Linked DNA regions of Homo sapiens: region 2 is linked to region 1. Evidence: read pairs that join two places in POLR2A ChIA-PET (ENCODE). Cell type or tissue: OCI-LY7. All regions are shown on one strand. Each heading gives the region's core, and the rest is flanking DNA. Links, peaks and the distances in the headings are about the cores only.

Region 1 (5,383 bases), core at 89-5,088:
AATGAGAATAGACATCTAAATCCTAAATTAAATGATGGGAAGGATAACCCCTTAATGCTAATTCATAATACAAAAAATTCTAGTTTGGGTCAGACATTGAACATAAAGAGAATATAGCACAGTGGTTAAAAGTGCTGGCTCCAAAGTTGGACAGTGTAGATTCAAATCCTGGCTCTGTTACATGTGGGCATGTAAGCCAGGGTGACATATTGAGTTCTCTGAGTCTCAATATCTTGGTGTATAAAATGAAATTAATAGGCTGGGCACGGTGGTTCACACCTGTAATCCCAACACTTTGGGAGGCCAAGGTGGGCAGATCACTTGAGTTCAGGAGTTCAATATCAGCCTGGCCAATGTGGTGAAGCCCTGTCTCTACTACAAATACAAAAATTAGCCGGGTGTCGTAGGGGGTGCCTGTAATCCCAGCTACCTGGGAGGCTGAGGCAGGCGAATCCCTTGAACCTAGGAGGCAGAGGTTGCAGTGAGCTGAGATCACACCACTGCACTCCAGCCTGGGAGACAGAGGGGAGAGTCTGGAAAAAAAAAAAAAAAAGAAGAAGAAGAAGAAAGAAGAAAGCAAGCAAACAAGCAAGCAAGAGAAAATAATAATAGCTACCAGGAAAACTTGTTGAGTTTAACACATGTTAAGTGAGAAGGAAGGAAGGAAGGAAGGAAGGAAGGAAGGAAGGAAGGAAGGAGAAAGAAAGAAAGAAAGAAAGAAAGAAAGAAAGAAAGAAAGAAAGAAAAGAGAAGAGAGGAGAAGAGAAAAGAAAAGAAAAAAAGAAAAAAGAAGAAGGGGAAGGGGAAGGAGAAGGAGAAGAGGAGGAGGAGGAAGAGAAGAAGAAGGAGGAGGAGGAGGGGAGGGAGGGAGGAAGGAAGGAAGGAAGGAGAAAAGAAAAGAAAAAAATAATAGCTACCATGAAAACTTGAAAATTTGTTGAGATAACACATGTTAAGTGTTTAGAATAGTGTCTGGCATGTAATAAATGCTCAATAAACATTAGTCATTGTTATTATTATATGGACACTTAAAAGCACAGAATTGCAATAGGTACATATCAAAGCCTCTGAGCTAAAAACATACACAATTCACTCTGATAAATAGGCCTTTTACAAGCCCGACACTTGGAAAATGTCTATTTTCCATCTCAAAACATGTTTAACGAGGATTCGTTCTGCAAAATCATCCCATGTAATATGCTAGGTAAGTTGTCCTCCTTTCTAACAAGAGCAAGCACCAAGAAAACAAGGCTGAGGATAAGGTTTCCCGAAAACAAACCCCATAATTTGACCCTCTTCAACCCAAATAGTTGGCCAGTGGCTCCTAAGGAGTTTCTTTATGACATCCTGGACATGAGGCCAATGGCTTTTGAAGCAGCAGCTCCTATTCTACAGCTATACAGTAAGGTTAAAAAAATAATAAAAATTTTAAAAATCAAAAACTTTTAAAAAACACTAATAATTCAATATTGCATTTAAATTAATATTTTAATAATCATTTCAGTATCTACATTCTTGTGGAAAATAGAACACATATGTGTCAGATGGTTATTCATTAAATCATTTCCAAATGCTAGGACCCTTGTAATCAGTCCAAGTGCCCCCAAGGTCTGGAGCTCATACATGGTGAAACTCCATGCTAGAACACACATACAGATTTTCTCAGCCATGGCTCTCCTAACAGGATTTTTTCCATGTTGTGTTTAATGATATCCTCTTGCACTAAGATCACAACGTTTTCCCCGAGAGTTTTATGTTTATCATGGGAAGTCATTGTAGAATGTGTGTACAACCCACAGATGACACTGTGAAGGCCTCCCAGCACAAGGGAGACTGATTCCTTCAAATATACCAATTCTGTTTGCGTTCTTGACTGTGGCTTCTGACTTCTTCCTTCTGATTCTATCAGATCCCTTCTGGAGCTGGTCCTAATTGCTTTTCACAGAGGATGCAAACTGGAAAGTTCCTACCTATTCAGCGAAGGCACTCCAAGTCCTGGGCTCTTTTCTCCTCGGGGGCAAAGATGAGACTTCTCTTCTGTAGAGATCACAGGTGCATCTGTACAGGTTGGAGTGCTCCCCCAACCCTGGACCCCTAGGAGCAGCCGTGATTTGTGACACAAGGCCCCACCCGTTGATCTACTCTTCACACAGCCGTGGAGAGCCAAGAACTGGGAGGGAGGTGAGTCAGTGATGAATTTTTCTTGAACAGCAAAGACCAATTGGTGGTTCGCCTTTTTAGTAAATTCCAAGATTCTGGAGTCATTTAAGTCCAAAGGGGAAATTTGTGAGACTGGGGGAAGGGGAAGTAGTGAGAAAATAGAAGCAACAAAAATATGCCTCCAGTGTTCTCACTGCTCATTAGACCAGCACAGAGCCAGTTCTTGTATGGCCTGAATAACTGGTACTTTTTATAAGCAACTGAAGAGCTATAAAAAGCTTAACATTTAAGAAAACAACAAACAGCTGTGGCTAGTGAGCAAGGAAAATCTGAAGAGTGAGCCTGTCTGGGTGGCAGGAGGTCACACTGCTTCATGAGGAAGTACTAAAACATCACTAACATTTGCTACATCAGTGTGTTTCCCTGGTTGGTCACACTTCTCCTTCCCCCCACCTCAGCCCCACTCTCCTATCAAAATAGAAGAACAAATATACGTCACCAGAATGCTCAGCAATTATTTCCTGAAAACAGCATTTCTTTTACATGCGCTTAATCATGTGTTAAGCAGCGGTACACACGAGGGGATCCTGATCAACAGAGTGAGCAAACACCCATGTGTGAGTTTGGTTCCCAATGCATTTGGGCTGAGCCTCACTGACCCGGGACCCCTGGGCTTAGTTCACGTGCACCTTGAGGTTCTGCACAGCTGCCTTTCCCTTTAACGGAAAATGCCATCTGCAGGACCAGAGCTAGCAACAGGCAGCAATAGCTCTCCCAACTTCCTCTCATACTAATCCATAATAAGCTCAATGATAAGGCAATTACCAGTGGGAGGCAGTAAGGTAAAGTGATCAAATATATCGGCTTTGGCTTCTCAATTCAAACTCTAATGCTTACTACTGGGTGACCTTGAGCAAGTTAACTAGCCTTTCTGTGCATTAGTTTCCTTAATAGTAAATAGTAAGTCAAAATTATCTTCCTCTGGCCTTCAGCTGAGTCTTAGGTGGGCTTGTTAGACAATGCTCTAGGCTGACTTTGAGAGGCACACAATCATCTTTCCTTATTTCCAAGCTTTAGATAACTTTTCTTAACAGCACATAATAAATGTCACTTGGGACAAATAGAAAGTGAACAAGAAAGTGGTAGGCCTGAATTCAATCATATCAACAATTACGTTAAATGTAAGTGGACTAAACACTTTTAACAAAAAGGAAGAAATTGTCAGAGTGGACACAGAGCAAAATTCAAAACTAATACATTTCCTATAAGAGATACACTTTAAATGTAAAGATTCCAATCAGTTGAAATCAATTGGATGGAAAAAAGATACGTTATGCAAACAGTCTATATAGGAAGGCTGGAGTGGCTTTCATAATATCAGATAAAGCAGACTTCATTACAGAGTTTTGCCAGAGGAAAAGAGGGGCTTCTCATAATCACAAAAAACATGACAATTACAGATGTATATGTACCTAATAACAGCTTCAAAATACACAAAGTAAAAATTGACAATCTAGACAATTTACAATCACAGTTAGAGATTTTACTCCCCTCCCATAGCAATTGACAGAAAAACTAGACAAAATATCTGTAAAGATGTAGAGGATCTGAATAACACTATTAATAAATATCAGCTGCTATAATTTTCTCTTTCGTTTGATTCACATCTTCAGACATCTGCAAAGCTGCCAGTTCTGGCCCTCTAGACTCTGTGAGGAAGCCACTAAGGCCACTGTCCCTTCAGGAGACACAAACACATGGATGGCATCATGCTGCAGGAGACTTTCAGAGCTTAGTCTATGGAGAAAATGCTGAATGGTGCAAGGCTGCATCTTTTTTCCTCCTGAACCTGTTTCATATGAATCGATTCTAGGATCACCAGTCTGTCCCCACAGTCATCCTGCCATCTGCTAGGCTTGGTAGCTGTTGCCGGAACACTTAGGATCCTTCCCTAAGATGTCTAGAGTGTCGTCACAACAGATGTTTAACCATCAAATTCCACACATGTTGCCTAGGGCAAGTCTTCCATATGAGGACAATGCTGGAGGTCATGTGGGATTTAAGAATCTTTGAAAGTGTCCATAGCAAACGAATTTATTATATTTTGGCTCTGTCTTTTAGGTGAATTCTAAACAAATATAGCCCTCATTTATCTTTATATCCTTTACCAACTACTCTGATCTAATTGAAGTTTGTCTTTGAAGGAAAAAAATAATTGACAAAAAGTTCGTCCTTTTGAAGAGTGTGAAAGATGAGGTTTCTCTTTAGAAATCTTTTCTACCAAGGGCTGTGTAGCTACATTGCAGTATTAGAGCCTCTGGGGAATTATATGTGTGATACAATGGCCTTCTTATCCCAGGTGAATTGGGCAAAGGCTTCCCCAAATAACTTATTTTTCATTCACTTGAGACACATAAAGTTTCAGTTAAAGGATATGCACACAGAGAATTTCACATTTCCAAGTTTTGTGGCTTCTGTATGTTGGCATCTCTAACCACCATCAATCCCCTTTCCAGAAATTCCACTCATCCCAGCAGCCGTTACCAGGCTGAGGCCACAATGGAGGGCAAAAGCTAGGGGGTATGAATGTGGGCCATTAGAGGGGCCTTTGCAAAGGTTCTCTTTAAGATCCATAATTTAAATGGATACCTTTTGTCCATTCAGGCACAGATGGGGATAACAAAAGATCATGGCATTAATGAGGTAGAAAAGCCATTTCTGAATTGCGAGGGCTCTAGTCTCAGGATGGCCTCCTAACACAGCAGCACTCCCAAGAAAGAAGTGCCTACTACATTTCAAACCCTTCAACTTTAATCTCGTCGACAATTTTCATGTTTTCTCCTTAAAAAGCATTATGAGCATACACCTCCCAAATGACAGTACCAAAACCTAGTCAGCTACAGAAAGCTTGGCCATTGATAAGATATATTTCCCCTTCAAGAACTTGTTCACCTGGACTCTTCCTCCATGGATATACCATTAAAAATATACAATTCTAATATTCTCCACTTCTTTAAGAGAGTATTATACTTTACTGACCAAAAGGAGAATCCAGATGAGTATTATGTTTTACTGACCAAAAGGAGAATCTAGATCATCCCATGATTAATCTTTTCAATGCTCTGGAAAGGCAAATAGGTGGCAGGCACAAGGGGAAAGTGCTTACATGAACACATTTTTTACTGGAACTTGTCCTATTGCAAAGCTCTTCTGCCAGATTCCA
Region 2 (5,383 bases), core at 272-5,271, 60 kb after region 1:
CCTGGGTGACAGAACAAGACCCCAACTCTAAGAAAAAAAAAAAAGACACAAGCTATGAAAACCAGAATATATGAAACATAGTGAAACACATTTCAAATTTGTTCTTACCTTTACAAAAATTCTTTACATAAACTTTGAAATAGGAATATCCCATTCAGCATGTAAAAAATCAGTGGGGCCAGGCACTCTGGCTCATACCTGTTATCTCACCATTTTGGGAGGCTGAAATGGGAGGATTGCTTGAGCCCAGGAGTTGAAGGCTGCAATAAGCTATAACTGTGCCGCTGTGCTTCAGCCTGAGCAACACAGCGAGACCCTGTCTCTAAAACAAAAATGAATTAAAATGAAAATATCATTGGATTTACTGGCAGTATTCTTTTTTTTTCTTTCTTTTTTTTGAGACCGAGTCTTGCTCTGTCACCCAGGCTGGCGTGCAGTGGTTCAAATGATTCTCCTGCCTCAGCCTCCTCAGTAGCTGGGATTACCCACCAAAGGGCCTGGCTATTTTTTGTATTTTTAGTAGAGATGGGGTTTCACCATGTTGGCCAGGCTGGTCTTGAACTCGTGACCTCAAGGGATCCACCCACTGCAGCCTCCCAAAGTGCTGGGATTACAGGCATGAGCCACCATGGCCAGCCAGTAATATTCTATTTATTGATCTAGGTGCTGGTTATATGGATGTGTTCACTTTGAGAAGATGTATTGAACTGTGAATTTGTGCTCTTCATAATAAGTATGTTATATTTTAGTAAAAAGTTTACCTAAAAATTCATTAGATTTATAATCCCATATGCATGCAACTTTTCATGGATGAAAAATTGCTGTATCTTTGTAGGTGGTATGTAAGAAAACTAAACAAGGAAGGAAAAAAGGAACAGGATAGAACCAGCTTCTGAAATACATGAATGAGGCCACGTGAGCTGAGAGCAAAGGACCAAGTTGGAGTAAAGCATAACCCAATGTCTATAAGATGGTGTAGCCATCCAATATGACCATTTTTAGGGTAAAGTCAAATGTCAGAGTTGACCATTATTATTAGTCCCCTTTTAAAAGAAGACTAAGGGAGAGGAACTTCACACACCGGGGCCTGTCAGGGGGTGGAGGGCTAGAGGAGGGATAGCATTAGGAGAAATACCTAATGTAGATGACAGGTTGATGGGTGCAGCAAACCACCATGGCATGTGTATACCTATGTAACAAACCTGCAGTTCTGCACATATATCCCAGAACTTAAAGTATAATAAAAATGAAATAAAAGAAAACTAACAAGCCGGGCATGGTGGCTCACACCTATAATCCCAGCACTTTGGGAGGCCGAGGAGGTTGGATCACTTGAGGCCAGGAGTTCGAGACCAGCATGGCCAACATGGTGAAACTCCGTCTCTACTAAAAATACAAAAATGAGCTGGGCGTGGTGGCACACACTTGGAATCCCAGCTGCTTGGGAAGCCGAGGCAGGAGAAGCGCTTGAACCCAGGAGGTGGAGGTTGTAGTAAGCTGAGATTGAACCACTGCACTGCAGTCTGGGTGACAAAGCAAGACTCTGTTTTAAAAAAATAAAAAAATAAAATAAAAGAAGACTAACAGATAAAGATCCGACCTGGGGCATGAAGCAACGTAATTTTTCTCACAAGAAGACTGGAACTCTATTTCCAGAAATAGTGTGAAATCACAGAACCCAGGACTTGGATATAGAACTGGCCACTTATTAGCTGTATGATATTGGGCATATTTAACCTATCTGAGCCCTAATCTGTTCATCTATAAAAGGGAGACAATAAAACCTACCATGTGGAGTTGTGAAGATTAAGCAAATAATATATATGAAGTGCTGATTCACTGTCTAGTTTAAATAACAATAATTATTGTTCCTGTTCTGTCCATTAAGTGTAAATACTTTGAAGAAAAAATATGCCTCTACTTGGAATTATTTAAGTTTGTTTAAAGGCAAAATTGAATGTTTTGGTCAAAAAAATCATTTTATTTTTCCATGGTAGCACTAAACACATTTTTAGTACCAAAAATGATTTCTACATGCTGAAAGAATGTGATTTGGTGTTTTTCCCTTCTAGTTTTTGAATATAATGCAGTACACGTAGCTAAAAGGCTTCTAAGTGGGTACTGACTGTTGATGCTTACGCTCTCCATAGTTAATATAAACCCTGGATTTACATGGGCTTCAATTTCCTTTACAACAGTTGCCTGAGTAGGATTTATCACCCTTGTCCTGGTGCACTCGGGAGGATAGACAAGGTGAAAAGAACAGCCTAGCTAGTTAGACTGTCTTAATGTGAAAGTGTCTTTGAGCAAGCACTAGCTTTAATTTTCCCTCCCAAATCAAAATATGATGCAGTTGTGTTTACACAGGGCTTGCATCTAGATCTTGACTTTACTTGTATATACTTACCTAAATGCTTAAGTATTTGGGATTTCCCCCTATAAATTACCTCTGTGGTAATCATACGCTGTTTGAGTAGCATCAAATAGGTCCACATCTACAAAAAGCTTTGTTAATTTAAGCAGAAGTCTGGTAACATAAAAACCCTTTACAATAACATGGAGCCCAGATGAAACCCACAAATGCAAGTTTAGAGGTTGAGCGATACTCCCTCCTTCATTTGCCCTGCTGCTTTGATAGTTGAGACTCGGTGAACCGGAACCAAATTCACAAGGGGCAAGCTTGCCATTTCCAGTCTCTTAGATTAAATTGAAGTCTTGTTTTTAATTTCATTTCCTTTTTTATTTAAAAAAAGAACTTGTTATTCACTTTTCACAACTATGCTAAAATGTAAGTTAACTGTCCCAGTGTTGCCTCTCTGCCTGGTTGCTCATTGGATAAAACACAAATGTATTATCAAAAATAGCCTTGGTGCAGGCAGCCCAGCACAACCATTACAGTTAGCTGAGGAGGACTCTAAGGAATGACATAACCAGTATCTGGGAATCCCCTACGTGGTGTTATACAAAAAATCATTAACATGTTTATACTCAAGTCCATTTCAGGTATTGGAAAAGAATAGCTGGGGTTTACACTATATTTTAAAGAGAAAATTATTGGGAAAATAGAATTAATCCTTGAGTTGAGCAAAGATTCATTGCCAACAGTTTTCTAGTTTTGAACCTTGACTCTGTTATTGATAGTCCTTGTCATTCTCAGCAAGTTTTTGAGCCTCAATTTTACCATCTATGACACAGGAATAATACAAGCATGCTTTATTTTCTGCAGTTAATGTACCTGTGAAAACTTGTGTGAATTGAATTGTGGAAAATAAAATTACAAGCTTTGAATATATTAGAAAAAATCAATATTTTAAGAAACCTCAAGATGAATCCTTTTGTCAAGTGAAGAATCTTCTTTATACCTTATTTTTAAAAATAAACCCAATTTTAGTATTATATTTTTTAAAACTAGAACACATTTTAAAAGGGAAAGAATGGTGATTTTTGTGGTCCTCATGGCCATGGGCTTCCCTCTCCTCTTGGAAGGTTTCTCAGGAACCACCTTGCTCTGCTCAGCTCCTTGCCGCAGTGCTGGGTTGGGAAGGTAAGGTGGCCAAAGAAGGGTCTGTGCTTGCAGGATGATTCCTCAGGCATTAAAAACACTGTGTGTTACTGAGAGGATTAAGGGAATGGGCAGTAGAAACCAGCGCTGGGGAGATGGAAGGTAAGAAGAATAGGCGGACTTAGGGCTGATGAGGAAGTTTAAAGCAGAACTGGTAGAGTGCTTGATGTGTTTGAGAAACAAATCGTTGCATGTGATTTAGATGTGATGAATGGAGAGTGACTGAAGGTTGGAGGTAGAGGTAAGGGCCAGGTTACACAAAGCCTCATAGACCAGGATATGATGGCTGTCCTTTATCATAACCTCAGTGTGAGACCCTGTAGGGGCTCTGAACAGAGGGGTGACATGACACCATTCACATGTTAGAAAAATCTTTTTACTGCTAGGTGAGTATGGGTTGGACATAGGAAAGAGTGGAAGCAGAGACTGTTTAGGAGCCAGTGCACTTGCAGTAGTAAGGACAGGAAAGTCTACAACCTGGATGGAGATGGATAGCAGTGGACAGGTTCTATAAATGGAATTTGAGGGTAGAATTATCAGGTATGGCTGAAAGATGGAATATGCGGCAGTGAGGGGAGGAGGGAGCCAATGATGACTCCTAGGTTTCTAGAATGAGTGACTGTGTGCCCTTCACTCTTCCCTTATTTCTCTATAGTCTTTTGGATATAATATCATTATTTCTGTTACTCCAGCTGTCACTCTATTCACAGCTATTCTCCAGCTCGAACCTCCCTTCTGAGTTTCAGACCCATATTTCCAACTGCCTGCTGCACATCAAATGCAATATCCCCTTCTTCATCACCCCCGTGCTCAAAAACTATGAATGCTTCCTAATTGATGAAGAAATTGAGAGCAAAGATCCATGTCTGGTACTCAAAATCCTCTGCCACATAGACACCAGCTCATTTTAGGAGCACTGTCCACAGAAGTGGCATGACATTGTGGGAAAGAATATGCAGAAGGGGATGGGTAGCATCCGCTTGGGTTGGACATGAGCACATTGAATATGGGGCTGTGCCTGGATTATCCAAGGAAATGAAGAGCTGCTCCTCTTTAAGAAGGCTTTTCACAAAAATACTGTTCATCTTAGAATCAGACGCATCCCAGTTTATAATAGGTGTCTGAAGGAAAGTCTAGTGGAAATTGGCTGCTTTTGTCTGCCCAACACCCCTCTGTCCCTTAAGATGGAAATGTGCCAGTCATAGTTTCTGTCTCTCTTTCCTTAATGGCAGTTCCATGGCATAAGCATGTGACCCAGCAGGGCCACACAAAGGCCCGCCAGAGGTGTGCATATGGACCCTGGGAGAGGAAGTGTTGTTGCCCCTCCCCAGAGATGTGGAGCATAAGGACCTGCAGTAAGGAGCCTGGAGCTGCTGGTGACCACCTTGCCCTTCACATGGCGAGTACCAGCTTGAGTATGAGACCAGCAAAGAGGAAAATGAAGCTGAGAGAGTGTCAGGGACCCCAGATTTGGCAGTCACACTAGGCAAATAGTGACTATAAGAATGGTGGCTTGGAGGGAAATGTGAAACATTCCAGCCCACTGTCCTCATCACAAGGAGTCAATGTTTCATTTCCCCTAAACCTGCTCCTTGCCTTTGTGGTGCTCCTTGTCCACTGCTATCCACCCCAGCCCTGGGCCTCCACTCAAGCCAGGGTAGGGGCCACTGAGGTTTCCTTACCTCCCACCTCACAGGCAGGCATCCATGTAGGCAGCAGTCCTGGTTTCTCTCTGGCCATTCCATGCATCCCTACCACACTAGGGCTTTGAGAAGCATGCATGACTACTCCACTACCTCTGCCCCCTCAATCACCAAACTG

The links. ChIA-PET counts read pairs that join two places held together with the same protein. Peaks named below come from ENCODE experiments on the same cell type or tissue, not always from the same donor. Only the 100,000 strongest peaks of a DNase experiment are listed, where the experiment ranks them.
Region 2: POLR2A ChIA-PET joins it to region 1 with 46 read pairs; 4 of 35 experiments call an interaction of 5 or more read pairs at or near these places.

The regions. Positions count from the first base shown.
Region 1 is chr6:90,373,126-90,378,508 of GRCh38, reverse strand. No RefSeq gene overlaps it. Among named protein-coding and RNA genes, the nearest start is that of MIR4464, 63 kb to the right of the region's middle. In OCI-LY7, for the core only: a CTCF peak has its summit at 2,991 (motif pointing right); DNase peaks (open chromatin) are centred at 1,628, 2,638 and 3,948; H3K4me3 peaks cover 3,484 bases; H3K27ac peaks cover 4,656 bases.
Region 2 is chr6:90,313,045-90,318,427 of GRCh38, reverse strand. All of the region lies in intron 1 of LOC105377891 (a long non-coding RNA gene), which reads right to left. Among named protein-coding and RNA genes, the nearest start is that of MIR4464, 3.0 kb to the right of the region's middle. In OCI-LY7, for the core only: no CTCF peak of the experiment used is centred there; DNase peaks (open chromatin) are centred at 2,293, 2,647 and 3,707; H3K4me3 peaks cover 1,388 bases; H3K27ac peaks cover 4,562 bases.